Linked DNA regions of Homo sapiens: region 1 is linked to region 2. A link is a loop called in an ENCODE intact Hi-C map of the cell type or tissue named here. Cell type or tissue: HepG2. All regions are shown on one strand. Links, peaks and the distances in the headings refer to the core of each region. The heading gives the core; the rest is flanking DNA.

What was found. A loop is a pair of places that touch in the nucleus more often than their neighbours do. Peaks named below come from ENCODE experiments on the same cell type or tissue, not always from the same donor. Only the 100,000 strongest peaks of a DNase experiment are listed, where the experiment ranks them.
Region 1: a loop joins it to region 2, with 6 times the contacts of the local background. A loop is called at or near these places in 1 of 110 quality-filtered maps.

Annotation. Positions count from the first base shown.
Region 1 is chr12:62,964,532-62,968,934 of GRCh38, reverse strand. It overlaps the pseudogene RPL14P1. Among named protein-coding and RNA genes, the nearest start is that of PPM1H, 32 kb to the right of the region's middle. In HepG2, for the core only: no CTCF peak of the experiment used is centred there; DNase peaks (open chromatin) are centred at 1,844 and 2,274; H3K4me3 peaks cover 731 bases.
Region 2 is chr12:62,889,515-62,893,917 of GRCh38, reverse strand. The region is part of intron 1 of PPM1H (protein phosphatase, Mg2+/Mn2+ dependent 1H); the gene reads left to right. The region is part of intron 2 of LOC105369795 (a long non-coding RNA gene); the gene reads right to left. Among named protein-coding and RNA genes, the nearest start is that of PPM1H, 43 kb to the left of the region's middle. In HepG2, for the core only: no CTCF peak of the experiment used is centred there; a DNase peak (open chromatin) is centred at 1,717; H3K4me3 peaks cover 428 bases.

The DNA of each region.
Region 1 (4,403 bases), core at 71-4,070, 75 kb before region 2:
GTTACCTTAGGAAGGTGTGGTCCTGGTTTCTATCTTTTGGAATGGTCAGTCCCTTTGGCTGGAAAAGGATTGAGAAGAGGGCACATTTCTTGGGATCTATAGTTGTAACAATATTGTGTGACAAATGCTACAATCAGATTCCCCCAAAAATGGCTTTCCTGAGAGTGTCTGCTCATCAGTGATTTCACAGAATATTAACAAATTCTCCTAAGGGAAATAAAGGAGGAGGGTAGTTCATCAGTTCAGTTTAATTTAATAAACTGTATAACCCACTTTAAACAGATTTCTTTGCTGCAAGGTTTTTGGAGATTTCATCTGCCGACATACAACTGTGAATATTCAAGAGGATGGCATAATATCCATGCAGCATTTCATAAACTCCCTAGGTCAAGGAAGGCTTTTTTAAACGGGTTCCTTGAGAGACCTATTTCATTTATTCAATGAACATTTATTGAACAACTACTATATGCACACATTGCAAGCACCCAGGATTCAGTGGTATACAGGACACACACAGTCCTTGTCCTCATGGGTCTTAACAGTCTAGTAGAAAAAACACACATTAAACTCCTACTTGAAAGTTGATGAATATAATGAAAGGGAAAATATAGCTTCCATAAGAACAATTAAGAGAATACTGCTTAGTAAGGTGTACTTTGGAAAAGGCTGATGTAATTGTTTTCATAAATAAATTTTATCTTTAAGTGGTTAATCACAAACTATTTATAATTTACTATGTACATAACACTGTGCTAGTAATATATGGAAAATACAGAGGCATAAGACATGAACCTTGCTTTAAAAGAACTTCTCTAATTGAGAAGAAAGCCAAAAACAAAAGAAAACGAAATAAACATGCAAGCCAGAATAAAATAACATGTTAAGTTTGAATAGTTTAGATACCCATGAAAATGGTACCTATCTTTCCAAGACTAAAGTCTCAGAGCTTCTAGGCAGCCTTCTCCCAACTCTAGATCCACATTGCAACTTAGGCCCATTTTTCCAGTTCCTGTCACACACTGACCTATAAAAAAGTTATTTGTGTGCATCTCTAATCTACCAAACTAAACAGTCAACTTTGTGGTACAGGCACTGGATCTTTTACATCTTTGTACTCCTCACAGCACATGGTCATTTGCAGGAGCCAGAAAAGTATAATGGTTAAGATAAAAAACTCTAGAGGCATACCAACTGGTTAAATCCTGGCTCTGACATCGACTAACTGTATGACTTTGGGTACATTTCTTAATCCTTCGGATCTCAATATTTTGTTTGTAAAATGGAGATAATAATACCCATATTTACCTAAATCATGCTATTGTTTTAGCAGAGATGATACATATGAAACAATTTAGTGCCTTACATGGTAGGAACTCAGTAATAAAAGATATCATTACTATGACTGTTGTTGCTACAATAAGTACACGTGCTATACAGATTGTTGAGAAAAGGTGGAAGGAAGTCAGGCACCAGAGGACATGGCCCATCACCTCACCTGTCTTTCACAAAGCTCCAGTACAAATGAAGATGAAAGAGGTTTGAAAAGATCTCCTGGGTCAGACTAACTGCTTACAGAGAGAGGCCAAAGGGCAGCAAGATGAGGTGAATTATGCTGAACAGGCATGGAGAAGCCTGATGATGGGGTGGAGAGAACTTGAAATATGAGCTAAAATGTTCATATTTGATTGAAAGACAATGGATAAAACTAAAGACCAATGTGGAAGAAATTGTTTTCAAGAAAGTTTACCTTGCCAACCATGATCAACAGGAACTAGGTGGAATGAACTACAGCCTAAGAGACCAGTCAGTGACACCCAAGTAAAGTAATACAGTTGTCAGGTCTAACACAGAGCCTTTCACTCTTTGCTGCACTAATGATAATCTTTTAAGTCAACAAAGACCTAAATAAATAGAGAGTTAGAAGGGAAAGTACAATATTATATTCAAAGTTGGTTAGTTGGCATGAACTGAAATGCATAGGCCACAATTCTGAGAGATGAATTCTCAGGATGGCATGCAGCCCACTGTTATAAATAGTTTCCGTGCGGCAAAAAAAATAGCACTTGAATATAAAATTTTCTTTTTAATTCTCAGCAAGGCAAGGTACCTCTATAGAAGGGTGCACCCTTACAGATGGAGCAATGGTGAGCGCACACTTGGACAAGGGAGGGGAAGGGGTTCTTATCCCTGACGCAGGCGGCCCCTGCTGCTGTGTTGTTCCCCTATTGGCTAGGGTTATACCGCAGCATCTAAACTAATTCTCATTGGCTAATTGAAAGAAAGTGACAGGGTGAATGGCTTGGCAGGAAAAAATGGTTATGCAGGGTAAGGAATGAGTCAGGGCAGACCAGGTAGCCGGTAATGGGAATGAGTCAGGGTGGAGCAGGTGATTGAAATGAGTCAGGGTGGAGCAGGTGATCGAAAAAGGTTGCTTTATGAGGAAGTGAAGTTTAAAAATAGAAGGCAAAGAATTGAACATACTGACATATTGATTCTTTGTAAAGAAATTTAGAACTCATATCTAACACCACCATGAACTACCAAATACTTCCTCATGAAATTAGACTTTTCCTTAAGAAAATATCAGTTTTGTCACATAGTTAATTTAGTCACCAAACATGGACATCACTCACACAGTGTGGCATTTTAGCAATAGAACTTGTAGAATTGAATACATTATATGAAAATCAGATGAGAAAAAAGTTAAATCTTCTTCAGGAGCCTCTGGGAAGATTACTCAGATTTCTCTAAAAAAAATTTAACAAGCCACTTTCACGTTTATTTTACAAAGAAAAAGTAAATACTGAAAATAACTAAATGAGAACATAATGATACAACGAGCCATTTTAAAAGATCTGTTTTACCTTCCTGAAATAATAAAATACTCACTATTATCTTTTTTTTTTTTTTTACATTTGCCAACAGGTCAAAAAGAACCTTTATTACTTTTTATGATTGCCACTTATGCTTTCTTGCCAGATGCCTTTGGAGCAGGTGCTTTCTGGGCTGGAGCTTTTTGACCCTTCTGAGCTTTTGGAGCAGGTGCTGCTTTCTGGCCTGTGGCTTTCTGGGCAGGAACCTTCTGGGCTGAAGCCTTTTTACTCGCGGCCGTCATCTTTTTTGCTGGAACTTTAGCAGCAGCAGCAGCAGCAGCAGCAGCAGCAGTACCCTTAGTACCAGGTGCTTTTTTGGGAGAAGCTTTCAGGAGAGCTGCCTTTTGAAGCTTCTTAACTTCATTCTTGATTATTCTGTTCCTCGTTTTCTTTGCCTTCATAACTTTAAAACGATCAAAATCTGTCATCTTGGCTTTCCTTTCTCTGGCTTCAATCTTCTTGGCCCATCGTGTGGCTGCCCATTTTGTATTGATGTCTGCCTTCTGCCAGGCTTGTTGGACATACTTTTGGCGGGCACTGTGCGGAAACTTGAGGATGAAATCAGTGAGCTGCATGCACTTGAAAGGCATGGCCTGTCTCCTCACTTGAGTGCAAGGTCCATCGACCAAAGCCCTGTTCTGATCAATAACATCTACAATCGCGACCAATTTTCCGGCATGAGGTCCAAAGGAGACATAGGCCACCCGGCCAACCTCCACGAAGCGCCTGAACACCATGTTGGTGGCGTTAGGTGAGAAGGCCACTATTATCTTTTTTATGCTAATGACTTTCTGGATCAAGACAGAAATTTGTAGGTGCAAGGTTTGATTTTTTTTTTTCAAATACTAGGATTAAAGTCATGAAGACATTCTATCCCTTTCCCTTCTCTTTCTGCTCCATGCACTGACCTGGGGAGAGTTGTTCTTGAAGATCCTAGTTAGAATTCTGGGTGCATTTTCCCATAGAAATAATGCTATAAATGAATATGTATACTTGAAATATTATTGCTTCTATATACTAGGTGTTTAATTTCCAGCCTAAGACCACAAAAACTAGTTCAACCATAATATACCTTGTATATTACAAATTAATTTTTGACATATAATCTGTTCATAATTTTAGGACTCTGAACATTTAAAAATTAGACCATCAGCTACATGTAAACAATTCCTGTTAGATGAGCAAGTGATTTATAGTAACAAAATTTACACCTGAACTCCTCTTGCATGACAGATTTCTAAATTCATAGAGTCACAGGATGCCAGAGCTGGAAGTATCTTCAGAATCACTCAAACCACCTCTTCATTTTACATATAAGGAAACTGAGGCCAGGATGTGCACAGTGGCTCATCATGCCTGTAATCCCAGCACTTTAAGAGGCCAAGGCAGGTGGATCACAAGGTCAGGAGTCCGAGACCAGCCTGGCCTACATAGTGAAACCCCATCTCTACTAAGAATAGAAAAATTAGCTGGGCATGGTGGTGCATGCCTCTAGTCCCAGCTACTTGAGAGGCTGAGGCAGGAGAATCG
Region 2 (4,403 bases), core at 155-4,154:
GAAAAAGACCAGTGTTAAAGGCTGAATTGTGTCCCCCAAAATTCATATGTTGAAGTCCTAACCCCTAGTACCTCAGAATGTGACTATATTTGGAGATAGGGCCTTTAAAGAGGTAATTCAGATTAAATGAACGCGGGGTGTGGTGGTTCACACCTGTAATCCTAGCACTTTGGGAGGCTGAGGCAGGTGGATCACTTGAGGCCAGAAGCTCAAGACCAACCTGGGCAACATGGTAAACCTTGTCTTTACCTGAAAAAGAAAAACCACACCCCCTCCCCCCCGCACACACACATATTAGCCAGGCATGGTGGCATGCATCTGTAGTCCCAGCTACCTGGGAGGCTGAAGTGGCAGGATTGCTTGAGCCCAGGAAATAGAGGCTGCAGTGAGCCATGATCATGTCATTGCACTTCAGCTAGGGCAACAGAGTGAAACCCTGTCTCAGAAAAAAAAAGGTTAAATGAGGTCAAGTGGGCCCTAATTCATTATGACTCAATATGACTGATATCCTTATAAGAAAAGGAGATTAGTACACAGACATGCAGACAGGGAAGACCACCTTCAAGGAGAGAGGCCTCAGAAGAAATAAACTCTGCTGACATCTTGATGTTGGACTTTTAGCCTCCAGAACTGTGAAGGTACAAATTTATGTTGTTGAAGCCACTGAGTCTGTGGTATTTTGTTAAGGCAACCCTAGCAAATAAATACAGCCAGTTAGTAAATACTTTAGGCCTCATAGCTTTGGGGCCCATACGATCTCTGTCACATATTTTCTTATTTTAAAACTCTTTTAAAATATGAAAGCTATCCTTAGCTCAGAGGCAGTATAAAAACAGACCAGATTTGACCCACTGGACCATAGTTCACCAACCCCTTCTCTAGACTGTAGCCCAAGCTTCTTAATACTTGAGCTTAAAGTCTCAGAATCTCACTTCTGCCATGTTCTGTTGCTGAAAGCAAGTCACAAGTGAGGGACCAGGACTTTGTTTCTTGATGGGAGGAATGGCATGTCTATACAGAGATGGGAGGAATTTCTGATGTCCATTTTTGGAAATGATTTTTTTACATAAATTAAAGGAGTATCCACTTATGCCTTACTTTTGAAATGTACATTTGCCCCCACATTTTAATTTCTCTGAAATCAGGATGTATTTACTGTTGATAGCATCTTATCACCATTGACTAGATGGCAATGATAAGTCATTGTCATTATGTGAGCTTGTGCAAATTTGGACATAACAATTGTGTTGATGTATACTGTTGGTAAACACATATTGAGTTTAGTTGCATATAAAATATCTTCAAATATTTTAAATTGTGACTCAAAATTTAAAAACGGGTTTATATGTGTAGAAAGTTATAGAAGTAGAGCAACAGGATGTAAATTTGGGATTAGTGAAGCAAATTTTTGTACAAGAATGACCTCAGTTGCTATTTTTGCAAAGAAGCAACCAGGAACTGTGGAGGGCCTGAGGCAGAAGACAAGTAGCTGAAGCTGTGTTACAGAGTTATGGCAAAAGTATTGCGTCCTAGGTGACAAATTATGCAACTGAAAGCAGGAAAAATTGGTAGATCTCTTCAAAGAGATGAAAGGAATTTCAAAGCAGTAAGAGGCTGGTATGTCCAATTCATAGGTTACACAGGACTGTTGTTGAAGCGTAGAACATCAATTTATCAAACTTCCTGCTGACTTTGAACTGTAGCTACTTATTTTCTAGTGATTTAACTGGGAAAAAAAGTTGAATTTAGACAGATAGGAAATGCTGATAAAAACTCAGTGTGCTTTAAAAGGCTGTAAATTTTTTTTGAAATGTTAAAGGTACTACAGAGATCAAAGGCATGAGCAGAGGCTGTGAAAAGTTTCTGTGATACTTTGCACAATTGGTGGTGGCTGAAAGTTGTAGCCATAAGTTAATCATAAACTGCAAAACAATTCCTAAGAGTTCTTACCCAAAGATGTTATCGTTTATCTACACGCCTGCACATACACATGCACACACACACTTCAGCCAAACTGAAGAAGAAATGACTCAGTAGTCTGGAACAGATGTCCCAGAGCCCCCATATAACTCACCCAGTATATAGGTTCTTGATCGCTTTCACAGATGTGTATCTGAACAGTAAAGAATATATTCACTGAAGAGTATAGTGATCCACTTGTAATTCTTTCGGCAAGACTCGACAACTGCTAACCTTGTGGCACTTTTAGTCACCAAAGATATGAGTCTTAGTTATTCTAAAGGCCCTCTGTCGTGATACTAGGTAAGAACAAAAAAGCACCAGCCTCAAAACTGGCATATTGAGTATAGGACAGCTAGAAAAATGTCCCAGAGACAATAGTGGAGCATATGATGGAAGAAATGGACATTAGCATCTGAGTTAAAATGATTGAGAAGAGGCAAACTGGGCAGGTGAAGATGTGTTAAGAAAATCTTGGCCAACTTATTTTAATTTTCATGTAGGTACATGGTTGACACATGGAAAAATCTAATTATCTAAAAGCTTCTTCAATAATTGTAAATGAAAAGAAAGCATTGTATCAGTTTACTTGGCTTTCTTAGCAGTCTGTAAACTAATGGTTCATCTTATTGGTTGATCTTAGACTGGATAAATGTACCAGGCACTGAGCCTTTTATGATTGCTGCTTTTATGGAGTTTCCCATATAGGTATGATATGAGTATTTCCATTCGTATATGGAATGCATTTTCCCAGAGAGAGTGTGTAACAAGATTATGAAGAACTTACATCACTTTTAAGGAAAAATATGCTCTAGAATTCAAACAGCCAAGTCTTTTTTTTTTTTTTTTTTTTTGAGAGTCTTGCTCTGTTGCCCAGACTGGAGTGCAATGGCGTGATCTTGGCTCACTGCAACCTCCACCTCCTGGGATCAAGCGATTCTCCTGTCTCAGCATCCCAAGTAGCTGGGATTACAGGCGCCCACCACCACGCCCGGCTAATTTTGATATTTTGAGTAGAGATGGGATTTCAACATGTTAGTCAGGCTGGTCCTGAACTCCTGCCTCAGGTGAGCCGCCTGCCTTGGCCTCCCAAAGTGCTGGGGTTACAGGCATGAGTCACCACGCCTGGCCTTCAAACAGTCAAGTCTTAAAGGAGTTAAGTGTTAGACATGTTTTCTTGCTGTTTCATTCATATATATATATGTGTGTGTGTGTGTGTGTGTGTGTGTGTGTGTGTGTGTATACACACACACGAAATGATATTATATATATTCCCAATCAATAAGTGTTGACTCCATTAATCACTTATTGAAAGATTTCAAAATAACGTGATGTTTTTCAGTTGCTAATAGCTGTTTACCTTTCGGGGCTGCTAAAACTTACCCTCAATTCTTTCATAACAATGTCTACAGATGGTAAATGTTCAGGAACCCTTTTATTTTTCAAATAGACTTTATTTTTTAGAACAGATTTAGGTTCACAACAAAATTGAGCAGAAAGCACAGAGATTTCCCATATTCACTCAACCCACACACAAAATTGGCACGATCATTGTTCACTGCAGTCTTGACCTTCCAGGCTCAAGCGTTCCTCCCACTTCGGCCTCCTGAGTAGTTGAGACTACAGGTGTGCACAACCACACCTGGCTTATTTTTTTGTTTGTAAGATGGGGTTGCACCAATGTTGCCCAGGCTGGTCTCAAATACCTGGGATCAAGCGATCCTTCTACTTCAGCCTCCTAAAGTGCTGGGATTACAGGCATGAGCCACCGGCATGTCCAACCTGGAACACTTTTTAATATGTTTATTTGCCTTCTGTTTATCTTTGGTGAGATGCCTGATAAAGTCTTTGGCCCATTTTCTAATCAGGCTGTTTTTTTATTGTTGAGTTTTAAGAGTTCTTAGTATGTTTTCAATAATAATCCTTTACCAGATATGTCTTTGGCAAATATTTTCTGCCAGTCTGTGGTTTGTCTCTCCATTTTCTTGACAGTGTCTATTGCAGAGCAGAAATCTTAATTTTAATAAAGTCTAGCTTATCAATTATTTCTTTCAGAGATCGTACCTTTGACATTGTATTTTAAAACTCATTGCCAAACTCAAGGCCACGTAGATTTTCTACTACGTTATTTTCTAGAAGTTTTATAGTTTTGTGTTTTAAATTTAGGTTTGCGATTCATTTCAAATTAATTTTTGTGAAATGTGTAAAATCTGTGTCTAGAGTCATTTTTTTGCATGTGGATTTCTAGTTGTTCCAGCACGGTTTGTTGAAAAGATTATCTGTGCTCCATTGTATTGCTCTTGCTCCTTTGTCAAAGATCAGTTGACTGTATTTATGTGGGTCTATTTCTGGGCTCTGTCTTCTGTTCCGTTGGTCTACTGGTATTTGTTCATTTGCCAACACTAGACGTTCTTGATAAATGTAACTTTACATTATATTTTTAT